2 separate regions of the Homo sapiens genome follow, and region 1 is linked to region 2. A link is a loop called in an ENCODE intact Hi-C map of the cell type or tissue named here. Cell type or tissue: mammary epithelial cell. All regions are shown on one strand. Each heading gives the region's core, and the rest is flanking DNA. Links, peaks and the distances in the headings are about the cores only.

Region 1 (11,007 bases), core at 1,810-9,809, 670 kb after region 2:
ATTTTGTGTTACCATACAGGACTACCCGAGACTGGGTAATTTATAAAGCAAAGAGGTTTATTTGGCTCATCACTCTGCAGAGTGTACAAACATGGGGCCAGCATATTCATGGTTTCGGTTGAGGCCTCCGGAAGCTTCTACTTTTTGGCAGATTGCAAAGGGGGAGGAGGCATGTCACATGGTGAGAAAAGGAACAAGAGAGAGAGGAGAAGGTAAGAGGCTCCTTTAAACAACCACCTCTCCCATGAACTAATAGAGCAAGAACTCACTCATTACCATGGGGAGGACCCCAAGCCATTCATGAGGGATCCACCTCCATGACCCAAACACTTCCACCAGGCCCCACCTCTAACATTGCATATCACATTTCAACATGAGATTTGGAGGGGACAAATACCCAAACCATATCAGGGTCACTTCTGTAAGAACACAAACCAAAACATTCATTTGCCTCACCTGTTGCTTACTAAACAAACTTCTGATTTGAAGTTGAGCTTCTCTAGTGGCCAATTTCTGATCAAAGATGCAGTAATAATCTGTCCTGCTTATATGAGTCCTATTGGTGACTGATTAATGACTTGGAAATATTGTTGGTGTGAGTCAATCTTCTACAACAGGGAGTGGCAAACTATAGCCTGTAGGCTAAATCTGGCCGGCCTTTAAATTTTGTAAATAAAGTTTTATTGGAACACAGCCACATCTACATATAGTCTGTGGCTACTTTCACACCACAACAGCAGAGTTAAATAGTTGTGACAAAGACAATATGGCCTGTAGATTGTAAAATATTTATACTTTATAGAAAAAGTCTGCTGATCACTCACGGAGAAGCTGTTCACCTTTGGGTTCACTGAGAAAGTCAAACCTGTGGTTTTATAAATATGAGGGTCAGAACTTGGGCCAATGGCATCACACCAAGTGGCAGCCCAGTGAGACTCTCAACTTAAAATATAGACTAGTCACCACCTACTCAATTCCTTCCAGTGTTTGATTATGGCATAGTCAGAATTCTATGAATTCTTGTCCATGTCTTGGGAATTCTAGGGTAGAGACAAGAAGGAGGGCATTGGCTAGACAGGAATATTAAGAAAGTGTCTTTTAAATTGAGGTTCATCAACACATTTTAAGCAAACTTCTCTCCAGAAAACTTCTTTTGTTTATTGACCTAGTTCTTGCTAATCATCCCCTCATGCTGTACCCTCTTGGTCCTTACAGGCTCAGCATCAATTATTAATTAATTTGAAATTGATTGATGAGGTCCTCTGTAGATTATTCTAAGCTATGCCACAATTCTAGCTAGCTCAATCTTCTTCAGCATAGAGACTATTTATATTACTTGTCAACCTGCTAGCCCCCAACAATTGATAGCATAGTATTTTGTATACAGCAAATGTTCAGTAAATTATTAGACTGTCCAACATCCACCACACACAGACTTCTATAGATGAGGCAAAATGATAATCAAACTGGAATCATTTGTCAAATATGAAATAATTTTACATAATGTCTCTAGAGTGATAAGGAATGTAGGCTTCAAAAATGCTAAAGAAATGTATGAAATCCCTAGCCTTGGCCATGCAGTGTTATTTTTGACATTGAAGTGGAAGAAATTGCTAAGTCACAAATTTCAAAAGCGACCCCTTCCTGAGTAAGTAATAACAAAGCTAACAAAGAAAGAAAGAATATATGTGACTCATTTGGGAAATTAACCAGATTGCATGAACTTTATGTCTTGTAAAAAATCCTTCTGAGTAAAGACTAATTACTAAAAATGTATTTTTGTTCAGTTATCCACAATCTAGTTGGTGGATAAAACAGGTAGGCCAATAATAATATTCCAAGGAACATTTGGACATTGGAAAGAATAACCTTGCACTATAATAACTAGTTCCACTACCTCACTTCTACTCATTCTTTAATCCACTGTGATCTGACTTTTATTTTCAATTAAGTTCAACTTATTATTTTTAATTTCCTGTTTATATATATACTAGGGCTTAATGAGAGAAAAAATTCCTGCATTTCCTGCACTCCAGTGTTCTACAGCCTATTAAAAGATCCAGGCATATGAAGAAACAATTGCCATACAGAGTGGCAAGTGCCATTAGCAAGAAATGTAGTATAAATGGAGGTAAGACAAAGGAGAAGGTGATCAACTCTGTTTGAGGGTGGGTCTTAGGTTGGGTTCCTTGGAAGCGGAGCTTGAGGCAGGGATTTATTAAAGGCATGCGCTCTGGAGGAAACACGTAGTGCAAGATAGGGCAGGGGAAGGAGTCAAGGAAATAAGTGATCTTGGTCAATGTCTAACCTTGTCTTCACACAAGGCAGATCCTGTAGCATAAATCTCACAGCAGAGAGAAAAGGAAGGGTCCAGGCTTTTGTACCTCTGTGTCACAGAGCCATTGGCTGTCCCAGTTAGCCAAGGGTATTCCTTCCGAGAAGGTCACAGGCATAAGCCATCAGCTGAAGTGCTCACAAGTGTCTGAGCATTTGGGTATTCTGCTGGTCAAGTGGATCTGGGAAGAGCACCAATATCATCTATTAACAGAGGGTTAGAAAAACTAGATTATATGTTTAATACTTTGGGCAGCTCAACATCTGAACACCATTCCTGTTTGAGAAAATAGGACAAGACAGATGGCAGACAAGGCTCCATTTTGCATGATGCTTCCCATTTCTGAGCCTGGTCCTACAGCCTTCCAAGTTCGTTATGGTATATCCTTCTTAAAAAATTTCTTTTCTGCTTTGACTAGCCAGGGTCAAATTTTGTGGTTAGGGAGCTTTGACCGGTACAGAGATTAGAAAAATTGTTAGATCATAGATCATCATAGCCTGAAAAAGATAAGGCCCATACAGGGGGAGAAGAGCATATGGAGAGGAGAGATATTACATATATTCAGGCTGAGTAAGAACCATAAATCTAGGGTGACTATAAAATGTGTTACTTGTGAGTGTAGGGGAAGGTGTGGCAAATCTAGTGAGTATTTGAGAAAAAGACAATGAATTAATTGTGGGACTTGTTGAGTATGAGTGTTCTGGGTACACCCAGAGGGAGATGTTTCATAGGTGGCTGTTCAAGTGTCATGGTCAAGATAAGCCATCTAGAACACACACACACGCACACACACACACACACACATACAGAGAGAGAGAGAGAGAGAGAAACTGGCCACTGGGGGTGGCTAGGCTCAGGGGGAAATAAACACAGAGCAAGAGTTGAAGAGGCCAAAAGCAGAATCCAAGAGGATTATTAAATCTATGTAGTTCTCTATAGATAAATATTTGGCAAACCAAGAGAGGACAGGAAAACCAAGGAAAGAAGGACTAACCAACACAATTAAATGGCTCCAGAGTGATCAAGCAGGGCAAAGGCTGAAAAGAGACCAGTGTTGATGTTAACTAGTAAGTCAGTGATGACCTTTCAGAGGAGGGTTTTATGGAGTTCCTTAAAATATAAAACAATGTATCCTTCCTTCTGTGTCTAGTAAATACATCACCTCATCAACTAGATCCCCTTACAACCTTGTGTTTGTAACTGTTCCCTCTCTGTTGGCTCCTATGCAGCAAAGAAGCATAACTAAAGTACTCTCTTCTCTCTTCTCCACCTGTGGAACTCCAATTCATCCTTCAAGAGTCAATGTCACCTCCACAGCAGGTGTTTCCTGACTCCTCAGGTGAGAATTAGATCCCGTTTCTCTCCTGGAGTCGCATAGCACTTTGTGTTTATTTCTTTTGTAGATCATACTGAAATATATTGGAGGCATCTATTTGTATGTCTGTCCGACTGTGACCAGAATCTGTGTCCTAGTCACCTTGTATTCCTAGTGTCAAGCATAACGTGTGGAACACATGACAGAACCTAATATAAATTGCGGAAAGAATGGCTATTTGGCTGAAAAGAAATAACTGCATGAATGCTCCCTTCCTAAAAATGTTTACCTTAAGTCAATTTCTTGATTTATAGTTCTGAATACATGTTTCAAATTGGAACTTCTGATTTTCAGTATACTTCATACAATAATTAAACATTTGGGAGGAAAACACTCATGCACAGAGAAGTATCCCAAGGGAAAAAAATAAATATCCTTGGTGCATGTGGTACAGTTAATATATCATTACAATAGATTATAAACCAAAACCAACATTATAAAACACAAAATTTGAAATAGATATAAAAGGGAAGAAGTCTATTTCTCCTCATGCCAGGAAGTAGCTTTGCATATTAATAAAATTTAAATGCCTCACAGACAGAAAAATGATGGGAATAGATTGTAATAACTTGAAAACGAGCACACTTTAAACAGCCTCTGTGATGAATACGTGATTATGAAGAATCCGTCAAAAAGGCTAGTCAGGCATTGTTCCACTCTGATGCTTCCAGAAGCAGGATGACTGATGTCCCTCAATTAAAAAAAGGCACAGCAAGAGACAGGCTAAACTGAAGACACAAAGGCAAGAGGTTGAATTGCTGAAATATACAAAGATGTTAGTCTGAAAGGAAACAATTGAAATTCTAGTAAGTGTGAGTGTTCCCTATGTGTCTAAAATATTACAAATATCCAAATCATTCTAGAATATTAATGGAGAGTGAGAAAAAATAAAAGGAAAAATATAAAGACACGTAGATGCATAAAGAAAGGTGAAAAGTTTAGAATATTTGGTAGCTTTAGGTGAATTCAGGGTTGCAGCAAGTTACCATAAACATGGATTGGCAAAGACTTTCTATAAAGAATGAGATAGTAAATGTTTTAGGCTTTGCAGCTACTGCAAAAGACCTCTGTCTCAACTACAAACTCTCCTGCTGGAGTGAAAAAGTAGCCACAAGCAGTAGGTAATTGAATGCGGTGGCTGTGTTCTAATAAAACTATATTTACCAAAAAAGTGGGGGCCAGATTAGGATTGCTGGCTGTAGTTTGCCAGCCCATGCTATACAACAAACCAGTTTGTGATAAACAACAAAATAGATAAAAGCTAGTGTGTGTGTGAGACAGAGATCAATTATTGTTGAGTCAGTAATTGTTGATGTTACAGTAAGTTTTTATCGTATTTGGTCTAGTACTGACATGAGGGTATAGCTGAGCACATTGATTTAAACAGCCTCCGTGATGAATATGTGATTATGAAGAATCTGTCAAAAAGGCTAGTCAGGCATTGTTCAATGTTTTCAGCCCCAAACATCCTAGCCACCCCATTCAATTACCTACTGTTTGTCGTTACTTTTTCACTCCAGCAGGAGAGTTTGTAGTTGAGACAGAGGTCTTTTGCAGTAGCTGCAAAGCCTAAAACATTTACTATCTCATTCTTTATAGAAAGTCTTTGCCAATCCATGTTTATGGTAACTTGCCGCAACCCTGAATTCACCTAAAGCTACCAAATATTCTAAACTTTTCACCTTTCTTTAGCATCTATTTGTCTTTCTATTTTTCCTTTTATTTTTTCTCACTCTCCATAGCTGAGCACATTGATTAAGTCCAGGCATTAGTATTATTTTCAGGTTATCTAGGTGATTTCAAGGTGCAGCCATATTTGGCAATCAGGGTGCTAAAGAGTGCTTCTCAAATTCCAGTGTGCAAATTGATCACCGAGAGTCTTGTTAAAATGTAGATGCTCATTCCGTAGCCCTGGGGTGTGGCTTGAAATTTTGCATTGCTAGCAAGTTCTCAGTTTAGATTGATACTGCTGGTCCACAGACCATATTTTGAGCAGCCAGATGCTAGTGCTGGTTTTCAATGCCTGGCATGCCCAGGCCCTGCGCCAGAGGCTTATGTATTTGGTCTGGGATGCTGCCTGGACATTGAGATTTTCAAAAGCTCTGCAGGTGATTTGGATGTGCAGCAAAGCTTGAGAGCCTCTATGCCAAAGCTCATGATGATATGTGGATTTTACTTATGTTGTCAGTGGCCCTAATGTGTTCTCTTTTTCTCATTCTCCCCCCAGTGCCCACCTAGCCATTCCTCTCCTTTTCAGCTCCAAACATCCAGACAAAGGTGGGGATCAGGGTGAGCACTTCATCCTGTTGCTCTTGTCCATCTCTGAAGAGTGGGAGGAAGTTCAGGATGGAAACAGGAGACTCAGGCAACCTGGGTTTGGGAAGAACAAGAACAGTGTTCTAGGAGTGAATTCAAGGGAAAGCTGGTTGAGATAGAATGGGCGGGGGCGGGGAATAGCACGGAAAGTTGTCACAGGACAACCTTCCTCCTGTCTTGGGACTGAGGTGTGGGGGGTAAGGAAAACAGCCATGTACCCTTCTGAGTCCTGGAGACACCTGACAACCAAACTATCTTCTAAGGTTTTTTCCTTCTCAGTATGCAGGGCAACTGGTTACTAGACATGCAAGAGAGACCCCCAGTGGCAACGTGTAGAAGTGAAGTATTTTCCCAAAGCATAAAGACCACAAAGAAACATAAGGGTAGAGGATGATGGCTTCCAGCCCATTGTTTTTATCAAACTAATGCAAGGACAGAAAATCAAATACCACATGTTCTCACTTATAATTGGGAGCTAAATGATGAGAACACGTGGACTCAAAGAAGGAAACAACAGACACTGGGGCCTACCTGAGTGTGGAGGGTGGGAAGAGGGAGAGGAACAAAAAAATAACTATTGGGTACACGGTTTAGTACCTGGATGATGAAATAATCTATTCAACAACCCCCCATGACAGCAGTTTACCTATATAAAAACCTGCACTTGTTCTCTTGAACCTAAATAAAAGTTAAAAGAGTAGAGGATGATAATGGTGATAAATCATGAGTACCACATTGTAAACATACACTGTGCCAGGCATTACTCTAAGTGATTTACATATATTAACTCATTTAATCTCAACAACCCAATGGGGTTAATGCTTTTATTATCCCTATATTACATATGGAGAAACTGAGGCACAGAAAAGTTGAACAAATTACTCAAGTTTACCCAAAATGAGAGGCTAAGATTGGATTTGAACCCAGGCAATCTGAGGTTAAGAAAACACTACACCAAATTTTCTCTCCAAAACAAAAAATTAAGAAGTCCCCTCAGTCAACTTAAAGTTTGAAACACTCAAAACTTAATGCTTGCTCGTTCTTTCTCATATCCACAGGAGAACGGTCAAGGGACATATATATTTCAATAGGTAATAGCTGAGACAAAGTCAGAGAATTCAGAAGTCCTTACAGTAGGCAGCGAAAGAGATGCAGTGAGAAGACCAAGTTTGACAAAGATGTGTAAAAAGGCGAAAGCATTTTCTGTAAACTGAACTCAAAGTGCCAGAATCCTAATTTTTAAGAAAAGTGTTACAGTGCACTCATACGGAAATGTGGAAGACAATTGTTGCACAGCGAAACTTGTTCGTATCTTAATAAATGCTTATATGGTTTGACTGTGTCCCCACCCAAATCTCATCTTGAATTGTACTCCCATAATTCCCATGTTTTGTGGAAGGGACCCATTGGGAGATAATTGAATCATGGGGGCAGTTTCTCCCATACTGTCCTACTGGTGGTGAATGAGTCTCACAAGATCTGATAGTTTGATAAGGGGAAACCCCTTGGCTCTCCTTCTCTTCTCTTGTCTGCCGCCATGTGAGACATGACTTTCACCTTCCACGATGATTGTGAGGGTTCCCCAGCCATGTGGAACTGTAAGTTCAATAAACCTCTTGCTTTTATAAACTGTCCAATCTTTGGTATGTCTTTATCAGCAGCCTGAAAAATGGACTAATACAATGCTCAAAACAATTTGCTAGCTTTGAAATGATGCAAGCTACCCATGTGTCTTTGACTAAAGCATAGAGTCTGTAAATTTTTGACTTTTACCTTTGTAACCCACAGAAGAAAGAAGACTTTTTTGTTTCTTATTTCTTTGTAACTTTCTTTTGTGGCACAGAAGATAGATGTTTGAAGTATTTTTCCTCAGACATGGGCAACGTTAGAGTTTACATGGATGGAGGTTTCCTTCGGTCAAATAGAGAGTGGACTGAGAGAGGAGAAGAGTTTTTAAAGGGGAACAAGAAAAAAGAAAACATAGAGAAACAAGTGTATCATTTCCATATGAAATATTCTTTATACTAGGAAATAATATCTTTCTATCCAGAGCCATGAAGAAAATGTAAAAGGTGAACTTTTCTCTATATCTTGAAAGGAGAATCCAGAGGCCACACTGAGCTTCTCAGGAACAGGATGATTTTGAGGTAAGCTTGGGGCAGACATTGGGAATAAGGTAATAAACTTGGGGCAGATAAAGGTCAAGGTGGGACCAGCAACTCTCTGGGTGTTCAAACACCTCAACCATCTTCTAAATGTTAGCTGCCCTGCACTTTGGACTAGATTTCTCATACTCTCCCTTATAGTCTCCTTCTGGTGAGCTCATCCAATCACATGACTTCAATACCATCTATAAAAAGTCCCCCGTATGTCTACTTCCAAATGTGACATTTTTGCAGCTCCTTGATTCACATTTCCACTTGGACGTCTAATAAAAATCTGATTTTACATGGCATACATTCCCCGCTCCTCCACCCCGGGGACACATGCAACCATCCCCAGGGGGATAATAACACCATCATCAATCCAGGTGTTCAAGTCCAAACTTCAGAACTTACATTGTATTCCCCCTCTCCCATTCCTCACCTCCTGTCCATGAGCAAAGTTTGTGTCTCCTTGTCAAAAACCCATATGGAACTGGTCGACCTCTCTTCATTTCCTCAGCCACCATCACAGCTGAAGCTGCACTAGTCTCCTAACTGGAACAGCTATACTGGCTCTACCTGGTCTGCACCTTCAACTCTCTGCCACCCCTCTACATTCTTCAAAGCAGTCACTGCCTTGACATTTTGGGGGCATTTATTCTACTTTATATTCAATATCACAAATTTGACCTTCAGTTTTGACCTTATGTTTTTCAGTCCTTTTGAGCTGTTTTTTTTTTTTAAACCAGCTTTAATGGAAGAAATGGTACAATTGAAGGAAAAACCATGAATGGAGAATTCGTAAGGGTAATATACAGGAAATCACCCCCTATCTGTGGGGAAGGCAGCCTAAGGCTCAGTCCCATTATCCGTGTCACTCAGGGTGAGCTTGCCAAAGAGGTACTATGCGATACTGTCCGCGAGAGCCCCCATCTTGAAGCCCAGAAGCAAGAATCCTTAGCACTTGCATATTTTGTTTTTTGTTTGTTTGTTTGTTTTTTCAGATGGAGTTTCGCTCTTGTTGTCCAGGCTGGAGTGCAATGGCGGGATCTCCCCTCACCACAACCTCCGCGTCCCAGATTCACGCGATTTTCCTGCCTCAGCCTCCCGAGTAGCTGGGATTACAGGCATGCACCACCATGCCCGGCTAATTTTGTATTTTTAGTAGAGACGGAGTTTCTCCATGTTGGTCAGGCTGGTCTCAAACTCCCGACCTCAGATGATCCACCCGCCTCAGCCTCCCATGTGCTGGGATTACAGGCGTGAGCCACAGCACCCGGCAACCACTAGGATGAATTCCATACCATGCTTTACACCTTACCATGTTTACGCACCCACAGATACCATGGCCCAAGACTGCACACCCCACCCGACCTCACCCACCCCACACCTCACCCCACCCTACCCCACCCCACCTCACCCCATCCAATCCCACATGCCCTCAAAGTTTATAAGGGGAAGACTAATGTATTTTCCAGCGGCCCATAAAATACCTTTCCCCTCCACCCCCGCAGATCCTGAGCTGCATGCAGATGGGGCAGGGCTGAATGGAAAGACTGCTGGATACCTACTTTAAACCTGCATGGGGATGTGCCCTGATTCCTAAAAGGTGAGAGTGTTGCAGATATGCATCAGCTGGACACCTTTATTGCTTTGAGAACAGATAACTTTATTGCCAACAACAGTAAAACTGAGAGGAGAAAACTGAAGAGAATGTTCTGAAAGGACAACATGGACGCCCCGCGTGGTGGCGCGAGCAGGGGAAGGCACCCCGTGGCTGCGGGACCTGTCTGGGCTCTGGTGTGTTTCTGGCTGCGGCCCAGGGTGAGCTTGTTAAAGAGGTACTCTGCCAGGCCTGCTTCCGGGGCCCCCATCTTGCACAGGTTGCTCAGGTAGCCACCAATCTCTTTGATGGTCTTGGCCTGCTGGTTCAGGAAGTGGTTCTCCAGGAAGTCACAGAGGTGGGGTCGTCGTTCTCCTTGGCCAGCTGGTGCAGCTCCAGGAGGCTCTGGTTGACGTTCTTCTCCAGGTAGAAGGCGCAGTCCATGGCCTGGAGCCCGCTCTCCCAGCCTTGGCACTCTGGCTTCCTGATGTCGCGAAGGTAGATGCGGCCACCGCGCAGGTTCTGCAGGCTCATCAGCTCCTGGGCGTGCTCCCTCTTCTCGTGCCACTGGTGCAAGAAATAGCGGCTGAAGCTCTCCAGGGCCACGTCGTCCCGGTCGAAGAAGAAGGCCATGGACAGGTACACATAGGAGGCGTGGAGCTCCAGGGTGACCTTGATGTTGATGGCGACCTCGCAGCTGAGATGGTTGTTCTGGTGCACCTGCGACAGCGGGCCCAGGGCGGGCAGTGCGGGCGCGAGGAGCAGGCAGGGTAAAGCGGTGTGGTCGCTAGGGTCCCGAAGCGGGCGGCGGCATCGGCATCGGCAGTGGCGGCCGCGGCGGGTGCCTCTGAGCACAACATGGTGGACGACGGAGGCGACCAGTGGAGGGCAGGGTCCTCGGGACCAGGCGGTGGTGGTTGCCACAGGGTCTGCGAAGGGACCGGAAGTGGGCTGTGGGGACCCGTATGGGTGGAGGGGCGCGCGCCGTCGGGTGGATGGTGGTGGTGGCGAGGGGGGGCACACTGAGTTCCGTGGGCAGCCCAGGGAACTAGGCACTGTCAGTCCACTGCGTGATGTCAATTCTGCAGTAACTTTTCTAGTGTCCAAGGACTTTTTCGTCTGCCCCCTGATTATTCCCCTCTATGACAGCTTGTTCTCATTTTATAAACCTCTTGTCTTTCTTAAACTCTGAGAGTATGTTCTGGTAACGTTTTTTTCTGTTTCCTGTATTATA
Region 2 (11,007 bases), core at 1,515-9,514:
CATATTTTAAAATCTTAATGCATTTTTGCATTTTGGGGGTTATGCTTCTTTCTTTATTCATTCAGCATTCTATAATATTTTCCCATGTTAAGAAACCTCTTCAAAATGAACATTATTATGTTATGAATGGATCATAATATGATTGACCATTTCTTGTAGTTGGATATTTAAGTTAATTCCTATCTTAGAATGTGGTAGATGAAGAAGATAGAAGAAAAAAAGGCTGAGATTTTCCATGTGGCAGAGTAGCTGGAAGATGGTTATTTGCTGAAATGGGAAACACTGGGGGATGCACAAATTTGGTGATAAGAAAAGGAATCTGGTTTTGAGCAGGTTGAGTGTGAGTGTGGAGATATCCAGACAACAGTTGAAGATTCTAGCTTGGCTCTTAGGAGACAGTTCAAGGCTAGAAACAATGGATTTATCATCAGTACATGGGGAATGGTTTGAGGCAAGTATGGGAGTGAGATGGCCCAGGAAAATAGTCTGGAGATATGTAAAGGACCAATACTGGACTCCTGGGAAATACTTATGTCCAAATGGCAGGCTGATCTAGATGTGCTGTCCAGAGAGTCTGTTTAGAAAGGAGGAAGAAAATCGGGAAACTGTTGTCATTTGGAAGCCACTGCAGAAGAGAGCTTCATGAAATGAATGGGTAGTCATTCATACTAAATGCTGTAAATACTGTAGACAAGTTAACCAGGATGACAACCGAGGGCAAAATATATGTATGTGTGTATATGTGTGTTGGAGGGCTGGGCGGGGGGAGAAAGCTTGCTGCTCATGTATCTGGATTTTTTTTTAATTTGGATGATTGAAGGTTCACATGCAGACATGCAGTTCAACTGTTTCCTTGGGTAGATTCCTAGAAGTGGAATGACTTGATCAAAGGGTTTGAGCATAGGCCTTTGATTCATGTTGTTAGGTAGGTTTCCTGGTTTTCATTGTTTTTTGTTTTGTTTTGTTTTTGAGATGGGTTCTCACTATGTTATCCAGGCTGTTTTTTGAACTCCTGGGCTCAAGTAATTCTCCCACTCAGCCTCCCTAGTTTCTGAGATTACAGGCATGAGCCACTGTGTCTGGTTCCAGTGCTCATTTTTTTATATGCAATGATGAATAGTTTGTAATTTTGTACACATCTGGGTGTGCAGAGACAAGGTGAGGAAATCTGCAGCAAAGGAAAATACAGAATTGGGCTTCTGTAGTTGCGGGTCTTTTCCTAATGAACACAGTCCAGCCCTCATCTCCTCTCCACTTTCAGTTTCCACACTCTACATCTCTCATCCAGAACACAAGTGGAACAGGGACCATTACTCATTAGCTGCATGGGGATTTGAATAACCTCACAGTGGAGGATGTTCTTGTCTGTTATGGTGGCAAGTAACTACAACTAAATGCGTGACCAAGACAGAGCTAACTCGAGTCATTAATTAGACTGTGAAGTCTGGAGGGAAGTTCTCTGAATTTAAGATTACAGTTTTGAAGTTTGGCATCTGCTACCACTTCAAGGATTAAGGATTTACTGCTCACTGGAATTCAATATTTAATATTTTAAAAACCATTCAGCTCCAGCTTGCAAATGAGTTAAATTAAAATAATACACAGACGTTCTCTCTGAGGCCGTGGTTTTTATTGGTAGCAACGCTCATTAAGAAATTTTACTGGCTGGGCACGGTGGCTCACGCCTGTAATCCCAGCACTTTGTGAGGCCGAGGCGGGCAGATCATCTGAGGTCGGGAGTTCGCGACCAGCCTGACCAACATGGAGAAATCCCGTCTCTACTAAAAATACAAAATTAGCCAGGCATGGTGGCACATGCCTGTAATTCCAGCTATTCAGGAGGCCGAGGCAGGAGAATCCCTTGAACCCAAGAGGCGGAGGTTGCGGTGAGCCAAAATCACACCATTGCACTCCAGCCTAGCAACAGAGTGAGACTCCGTCTCAAAAAAAAAAAAAAAAAAAGAAATTTTACTTGAGCCATACGTTCATGAGAGGTTCTAAATAAGCACACAGATAGTCTATTTCAGCCTTCATTTCCTACAAATGCTGTATATAGAAGCAACTTTGTGTTTCTTTTGTCAAGATAAGACATTTGATTTACCTCCTTATCTTGCATTTAAATTTATTTCACAAGATGGACCTGTTTTCAGGTACCATAAACACCCAGTTCTACTGGGTTTTCTTTGACTGCTGGGGAAACTGTGGACTGTGTCTGATGCACACATTTTATTGCATCTCCCCTGGCATGAGATTCATATACATTGGCATCTTCTCAGAGTGAAGTTGACTCTCTCTGTTTCCCTATTCCAGAATTTCACTTGGCATATGGTGATTCCAAAACAGTTTGAGGCTCATTTTGCTTGGTTTTTGGCAATCTCAGCTCAGCCGGTTTCACTCTGAGAGATCTCCTGTTTGTTCCTTCATGAATGGCCACAGAAGCTTTTGCTCTTGGCTCTGCATTCTAATAGCACCTCCTGCATGGTCTGTGGCAAAGGAATGCTTTGAAATATGCGTCCATACTATGTGGCTTTTCTTGCTGCAGTTTCTGTTCTTTTTTATTGTAGGATCGGGAGACTCACCACTAGAAGACGATGAAGTCGGGTATTCACACCCTAGATATAAAGGTGAATGCTTTGCTTATGTGCTAATGAGGACCTGCTGGTGCCAGGAGAACTTTCCTTTTTGCCTTGTGAAACAGATTGTAATAAAGTGACCAGACAACACATTTAAGTTCTAATTATCTATCAAGGAAAAAAAAATATATATATATACTCCCTTTTTTAAAAAAGGAAATAAAGCAAAATGCATTGGAAATCTCTGAAATGCTGTCTTTCAGCATCCCAATGGTCATTTTATTCTCATAAGTTTCTTTACTGTCCTCACTTCTGCAAAGGCAGCTGTAGCTGATGAAAGTGAAAATCAAGCCTAATTCATACATTACAGCCAGAATCATCCAGAGTAAACCACCTAAGGTCAAATCTGGACCAAGTGCTGATAATGTACTAAGATGAATGGGGAAGGAGAAAACTTGATTTTCATAAGCTCATTTCATCGTGCTCTTTCTGAGCCCAGCATGGCTTCTGAAACGGTATGTTAAAGTATGTTGCTCAAATGAAACTTAATGATAAAGAACTCCATCTCTACATATTCCCAGCAATCCACTCCCCAGCACGTATAAAAAGCCTAAACAAGAACCTTCTGTCCAGACTCAGGTAAGTATGTCCACAAATATTTCTACTGGTGAAACATTTCTCTGAAGCTTAGGGAAACCTGGGAGAAATGAAGGTAAATTTAGAGATGCTTTCTCTCTGAATCTAGTTCCTCTTACAGTGGAGGAAGAATTTGAAAAAAAAAAAAAAATGGTTAACAAAGTTTCACTGCGGCATTTTGCCCTGGAAATTTGTCCTAATTCCTGGGATGAGGACATGGCCCTTGTTTGTTGTGATGTGTCTCAGATACAGGAGAATCAGGGTAGGACTGGACAACTTTTGACTGGAGATGTCCTTCAGTTGTTTTCTACACAAGTGAACAATATTTCCAATATAATGACTGGTGCCTGGTGCTTATGTGCAGGTGTGCTTCCCATCACATACCACATTTTTTTGTGAGATCTGAATGCAAATACTCATTCCTACCTATAGTTTCTATCTCCATAGCCTCAGGAATTAACCAATCAAGCAAAGCACAAATACGTTAATCAGATGCTTGGGGTAAGGAAAGGTTCTAATTCGCAAAACTTCTTAACTATTTATGGGTTTAGATTTTTTTTTCTTTGAGTCCCTTGTTGAAAAATCTTCCTAAAACACATGCATGCACAGATGACCCTTCACATCTACAGCAGGGGTTGCCTAGTGCCCTCAGGTCCTTGTTCTTCACATCCATCTTCACCTCACAGCATTGCAAATGTGACAGGTAGACCAGATGGCCAAAATGTGTGCTTGCCCTAGAACTTACCCTGAATGTTTAAGAATAAATTTTCTTAGGGCATTGTTTCTATTGTCAGTTAAATTGCTTACTGGTAGCAATCATTTCAGTATGTATAAGTATATCAAAGCATCATGTTGTGCGCTTCATACAATAAAATTTAAGTTTTATTTATTTTTATTATTATTTTTTGAGATGGAGTCTCACCCTGTCACCCAGGCTGTAGTGCAGTGGCGTGATCTTGGCTCACTGTAACATCCGCCTCCCAGGTTCAAGCGATTCTCCTATCTTAGCCTCCCAGGTAGCTGGGACTACAGGCACACGCCACCACACCCAGCTAATGTTGCATTTTTAGTACAGACAGGGGTTTCACTATGTTGGCCAGGCTGGTCTCGAACTCCTAACCTCAGGTGATCCACCCACCTTGGCCTCCCAAAGTGCTGGGATTACAGGCGTGAGCCACTGCACCTGGCCAAGTTTTTTTAATTTTAAAAGCTAGAGACAAGCCATTATTAAGTGAGGGTTTAGTTTTAGATCCTGAGGCCCCTGCACAATGTCCAGCACAGAGTAAGTGTTTTTGAATTAAAGTAAAATAAGAAAGAAAATTAAATGTAACCAACATTTACGGTGCTCCTGGTATGTGGCAAGCATGGCTTTTGATTCTTTTGCTTGGAATACCATCATATATTCATATTAATTGAGTGAGTTTGTGATGTATGAGTATGCAGGTCATATATATACATACATTAGTTCCCCCTTATCTGCGGTTTCACTTTCCAAGGTTCCATTTACCTTCAGTCAACCGCAGCCCCAAAATATTAGATATTTTGAGAGAGAGACAGTACATTCACCTAACTTTCATTACAGTATATTGTTATAATTGTTCTATATTATTATTAGTTGTTGTTAATCTTTTATCATGCCTAATTTATAAATTAAACTTCATCATAGGTATGTTTGTGTAAGAAACAAACAGTATATATAGCGTTAGGTACTATCCAAGGCTTCAGGCATCCAATATCCCCCGTGGGCAAAGGGGGAGTACTGTATATCACAAATATATGTAGTACATACAGATTATATTAAAACCCTTAGAGGAAGGAAAATTTATTCAAGGAAGTTCTTTAGGCCTTGTGTGAGCTCCTACACGTTTATATCCACATGGTTAAATTTAATCAGCTCTAGGTTAAGCCTTTAGGACATCACCTTTACCTAGAAAGTCCAGGGAAGATTACTTGAGTCTTGAGTTTAGGGCTCACTTGCAGCTGTCTGCAAAACATGATATGACGAAAGTATTAGCCAGACCAGGGACGGTGGTGCGTGCCTGTAGTTCCAGCTACTTGGGAAGCTGAGACAGGAGGATCACTTGAGCCTAGGAGGCCGAGACTGCAGTGAGCAATGATCATGCCACTACACTCCAGCCTGGGTGACAGAGTGAGACCCTGTTTCTAAAAAAGAAAAAAAAAAGAGAAAGTATTAGCTGAAGGAAATGTGAAGGCAAAACTAAAACAGTGGTCTATGCATAAGACGTGGCCAGAACTGTTGGTTTTTGTAACTGAGAAGCAGTTGGAGGCATATCCTCAGAAGAGAATTCCTGGGAAAGTAAAACAGGGTCTGTCCTCCTTCCTGGCCACATGATGGCGGTCTTACCTCACTCACTGACAGCTCAGGTGCTGGGTTGGAGTGATGAGCCAGGCAGTTGCAGGGAAGTGGCTCCTATTCATGGCATTGAGAGCCCGGCAGGCTTTAGGGAACTCCTCACTGTTCCCCATCAATTGTGGGACAATGGGGCAGTGGCTGCTGTAGGAACTTATCCACCAAGGAGCTAGTGTTGCCCTTATATTTTATGGATCTCAAAGAGAACATTTCAAAAGCACAGCAGGGAGGTTCTGATTTATTCATTTCATCCCAGCTGTGCTTTGGGCAACTATGAGACCAAAATCAAAACACCTGCAACTTTGCCATCTGGGGAGGGTGTCACCCTGTTACGTAAATGGGGCATAACTGGGGACACTTCTCTATGGAGAGCAATTGTTCTGTGACTTTAAGCGAAATTTATATCTTGTTACAAACACCTGGAAATTGTAGCATCATTTAGATTAATGCCAGTATTACAACATTTTAGAGAGAATGTGCATACGGCTCAGACGAAATCCAAATTAACCAATTATTGAATCCCTACCGCTATGTATGACATCAGTTGCCCTTGAAAGAATTATCTAAAAAATAAAAATAAAAAATCTTATGTATCTAGTTAAGGGAAATACTAAAAAGAACAAGCATTTATTGAACATATATGCTAGGTACTGTGCTAGATGCTTGATATGCAATTTTTATTTCGTCCTTGTAACAGCACTATGGCATAAGTATAGATATTGACTCAGAGAGGTTAGCTAACTTGTCTAAGATCACACAGTCAGTTATAGAGGAACTCAGATTCATGTTCAGATATATCTGACACTTAGTCCCATGATCATAACCTCCCTACCCGGAGACACCTAAGAAAACATGGGGCACTAATTGAAGGTCCAAAATTTGGAATGTAGCCAGCCTGGGACAGTAAGAGTAAGGGGACACATTTTCTGAAAGTGTCATTTCATATTTATCTCCTCTTTTGTTTCTGCTACTTGTAGATACCCCGTGGTGCTCCCCCATCAAGGTGAAGTATGGGGATGTGTACTGCAGGGCCCCTCAAGGAGGATACTACAAAACAGCCCTGGGAACCAGGTGCGACATTCGCTGCCAGAAGGGCTACGAGCTGCATGGCTCTTCCCTACTGATCTGCCAGTCAAACAAACGATGGTCTGACAAGGTCATCTGCAAACGTGAGTAGGCCAGCTCTGTGTTGGGTCCTCAGGGATGACCAGAGCCAAAGTTCTTTTGCTCTGAGATTGAGGATTTTCACTGAATATTGATGAGAAAAATTCTCCTTATGATCAGGGGGACACCAGGGGGATTCTAAGATATGGTGGAAGTGAGTTGGCTCCTCTCAGAGAGAATGATATGATCAGCTGTTTGAGAAAAGGGGAGAGAAGATCATTGTTCAGAAAATGAGTTACATTTGTTCAGTTAGTGCTGGATCCTGAAGAGGTGTTGGGGATTTAGAAACAAATAAGACGCACATGGGTCCTGCCATGAAGAGGCTTTAGTAAGGCAGAGGTGTCAACTGGGAGATAAGTACAAGAAGGGTACAAAGTCAGGGACATATGGTAGCAGATTAAAGAAGAGTTCTCCTGGCTGGGCGCAGTGGCTCATGCCTGTAATCCCAGCACTTTGGGAGGCCGAGGCGGGTGGGTTGCCTGAGCTCAGGAGTTCGACACCAGCCTGAGCAACACGGTGAAACCCCATCTCTACTAAAATACAAAAAATTAGCTGGGTGTGGCAGCGTGCATCTGTAATCCCAGCTACTCAGGAGGCTGAGGCAGGAGAATTGCTAGAACCCGGGAGGCGGAGGTTGTAGTGAGCCGAGATTGTGCCACTGCACTCCAACCTGGGTGACAGAGCAAGACTCCATCTCTTAAAAAAAAAGAAAAAAAAAGTGTTCTCCCAAGGAGTGGGGCTTAGGGAGGCAGGAAAGAGTCACAGAAGAAGTGATGCTTATTTATGAAAGTGAGTGTGCCTCAAGGGAGAAGCTTAGAGGAGCAGCATTTCAGGGGCTGGCTTTTAGCTTCATGACAAGTCATACCTCATTTGGAAAATTGCAAGTGGTACAGCATTGTTGAAGCACATTTTAGATGTCTTTGGTATTCAAAACAGCCACCACTTTTTGAGCGCTTATGGTTTGCCAAGAATTTCACATACATTTGATTTTTACAGTAACACTATCAATATGGGTGCCATTATGTTAACTTCATTGTCAGGGAAACTGAGGTTTCAAGGCTGCAGCCATGTCATCGAGACTATGCAGACTCTGCAACTGGGTGACTGTAGTGGACAATCTGCTCTACCCAGATCTCCTCGATGCCTTTTACTAGTTGTATGTATCCAGTACCCAGCTTCTGAGTACTTTGCTCTTAAAGACTTGGAACTTCAACCTTATTCAGAAGACTGCTCCTTCAGAGGACTGATCCCACTCGCTCTCTCTCTCTCTCACTCTCTCACTCTCGTTCTCTTTTCACAAGAGAAAGCATCTCCTGTGAGCAGCCTGTAGCTGCCCAATGACTGACTGATAAAGAATTATGAAAGCCCAGCTTCCTTGCCTGGGGGCAGGACAGAATGAGCTGTCATTCACACTCCAGAGCTTCCCTATGGGATCAGGCTGCTGCTGACTTTGCCTGAGATCTCATCTTGCCTGGATTTCTCCCCTTCCCTGTTCTGCTTTCCTCACCCCCTCACTAGTCTCCCTGGGAGCACTTTCTTACTAAACCTCATGCACATAAATCCGTATCTCAGAATCTGCTTCTGGGGAGCTCAACCTAAGATAGTGGCTTAGCTGGGTTGCCAACCCAAGCCAGTGTGACAGGAAACTTTGTGTCTTCTGTGTGACATAAAACCATCCATTGTTTCTTAAATTCCATTTGTTTTATTTATTTATACAAAGTCGTGTTCTTGTTGCCCAGGCTGGAGCGCAATGGCGCAATCTCAGCTCGCCGCAACCTCTGCCTCCTGGGTTCAAGCGATCCTCCTGCCGTAGCCTCCCGAGTAGCTGGGATTACAGGCATGCGCCACCACGCCTGGCTAATTTTGTACTTTTAGTAGAGATGGGGTTTCTCCATGTTGGTCAGGCTGGTCTCGAACTCCCGAAGTCAGGTGATCCACCTGCCTCGACCTCCCAAAGTGCTGGGATTACAGGAGTGAGCCACTGCGCCTGGCCTTCTTATATTTAAATTAACTTTTCACCTCATGCTTTCAGAGTTTCTAGACTCTGAAATGAAACTCTATAGACAAAAACTAAGAAATGCTGAATATCTGATTTTCTCATTTTCAGAAAAGCGATGTCCTACCCTTGCCATGCCAGCAAATGGAGGGTTTAAGTGTGTAGATGGTGCCTACTTTAACTCCCGGTGTGAGTATTATTGTTCACCAGGATACACGTTGAAAGGGGAGCGGACCGTCACATGTATGGACAACAAGGCCTGGAGCGGCCGGCCAGCCTCCTGTGTGGGTAAGAAAATGCCACAGCCCTTAGGAGGCACTTGCTTTGGGAGGAGCAGGGGGTGTTCACATCGTGGATTGTAAAGGGAGCATCACTATTCCTCCTGTAAGGCCTAAGCATGCAACTTTGCTCTCAGTAGCATCACTGGTTCTCTGGCTCAGCCCTAGATCTAACCTCAGTGTCTATCCTGGAGCTGACTTCGTAGCTGATGGCTTCCATCTGACTTTTGTCTTTTTCTTGGTTTGCTATTGAGGCAACTACAGGCTGGCAGAGATGTGGCATACTCCTGCTGATTTTAGTTCGGGGGCCTGAGCAAAGTTATTGACACTATAGGGACAGTCCAGTAGAGAACATCTATGTGTCTTTCAGCCCCAATGTAGCTTCTTTGTCATTGACTCTGGTGGTCAGCAAGCACTCAATTTGTTCAGCTGGAAGGGATTTGGATATTTTGCCTTACTCTGGGTTTGTTGGGCAGTGAGTGGTTCCCATGGTGTGGTCCTGGGAGCAGAAGCAGCAGTAGCATCTCCTGGTCTAAGAATGCAAATTTTTACCAACCCACCCCCACCACCTGCTGAGTCAGAAACTTTAGGGGTCAGGCACAGCATTTTGTTTTTTAATGAGCATTCCAGGGATTGTGAGGCACTCAAATAGAGAGCTACTGATCTAAGGCACTGCTTCTCAAACTTTACTGTGCAGCGAAGTCCTCTAGGGACCTTGGGAAAAATGCAGATTTAAATTCAGCAGGTCTGCGGTGGGTCCTAGGATTCTGCTAAACGATGCTTTAGGGCAAAGTTTCTGAACCTCAGCATGATGGACATTTGGGGCCAAATAATTCTTTGTTGTGGAGCCCTGTTTTTTTTGTTTGCAGGATGTTTAGCAGCATCCTTGGATTTTATTCACTAAGTGCCAGTAACACTGCCCACAGGGGGCACCTCACAGATGTTGCTTTCAATATCCTCCCTGTGATTAGCTATGTGCATAGCTCTTCAAAACAAACCAAAAAGAAAATTGAATCTACTCCCTCATATTGGAAGGGGCAGAGGTGATGGTGGGAGGAGAGAAGCTCAAAAATCTTTCTGCTAAGCAAGCTTTGGCAGAGTACTCTAGGGATCATACTGTTTAAATTTCCAGATTGTGTGCAACAATGGAAAGAAAATGCTGATTGTTCTCAAAAACCAACAGCATGTCTTAAGCTGGACCAGATGCGCCTGGAACCTTCCCAGAGGAAGAGAGAATGAACCCCAAATTCAGGAGATTCATATTACAGTTTGTCAGAACAAGGTTCAGGCATATTTGGGAGAAGGAGGATTGTACATGCAATTAGTTAGGGATGACAAAAAGGGGTACAGCGATCCACAAGAGAGCCTAGAGCTCCCAGGAAAAAAGAGAGAAATGGGCAAAGCAAGCAGGCAATTCTTTCTTTGATTTTCGCGACAGACAAGCTGAGGTTTGTCCCCAGTGAATTTTACTCCAGGGGTATTATTTACTTTTTTGGCTTTAAATGTATTAAAATAGTTTAATAAATTTGTTTTTGTGTTGACAGGGGTAGGGGGTCCTTGAGCGTAACTCAGAACTTCAACCTATTTTAGGAGGTGACACATAGTGGCTAAGTAGTTCCCAGATTTCCACACAACCTTCAACAGTCTTGGCCAGAGCTGTACTGAGTGGTGAGAAAGTTGTCCCAGTTCTCTTCTAGACTGTGAGGGAAGAGAGAAGACTGGGCTTACTTTGGACTCTGAGGTGGTCAGTTCTGTGGTCTGGCTAATTTGAAGGTGCCACAAGTTAAAATTAATTCTCTTACACAGACCATACTCTGGCAATGAGCTGAAATTCATAGTTATTTCAGAAACAGATATAGATAAAAATAAGTCAATGTAGGAGGAAAAAAAATACTGCAAATTGCAGGAGGGTAAAAAGTCTTTGAAGAGCCACAACCTCCATTGATCTGGAAGAAAATAAACCTTAGAATGTAACCACTATTGTTTTCG

Evidence for each region. Hi-C counts contacts between places; a loop is a spot of excess contacts. Peaks named below come from ENCODE experiments on the same cell type or tissue, not always from the same donor. Only the 100,000 strongest peaks of a DNase experiment are listed, where the experiment ranks them.
Region 1: a loop joins it to region 2, with 16 times the contacts of the local background. A loop is called at or near these places in 9 of 110 quality-filtered maps.

Annotation. Positions count from the first base shown.
Region 1 is chrX:37,504,826-37,515,832 of GRCh38, reverse strand. It overlaps the pseudogene FTH1P27. Among named protein-coding and RNA genes, the nearest start is that of LANCL3, 61 kb to the left of the region's middle. In mammary epithelial cell, for the core only: a CTCF peak has its summit at 6,343 (motif pointing left); no DNase peak of the experiment used is centred there.
Region 2 is chrX:38,169,902-38,180,908 of GRCh38, reverse strand. It overlaps SRPX (sushi repeat containing protein X-linked), which reads left to right. Exons shown (of 10, transcript NM_006307.5): 2 at 2,565-2,624; 3 at 6,558-6,749; 4 at 8,852-9,028. Among named protein-coding and RNA genes, the nearest start is that of SRPX, 45 kb to the left of the region's middle. In mammary epithelial cell, for the core only: a CTCF peak has its summit at 5,556 (motif pointing right); no DNase peak of the experiment used is centred there.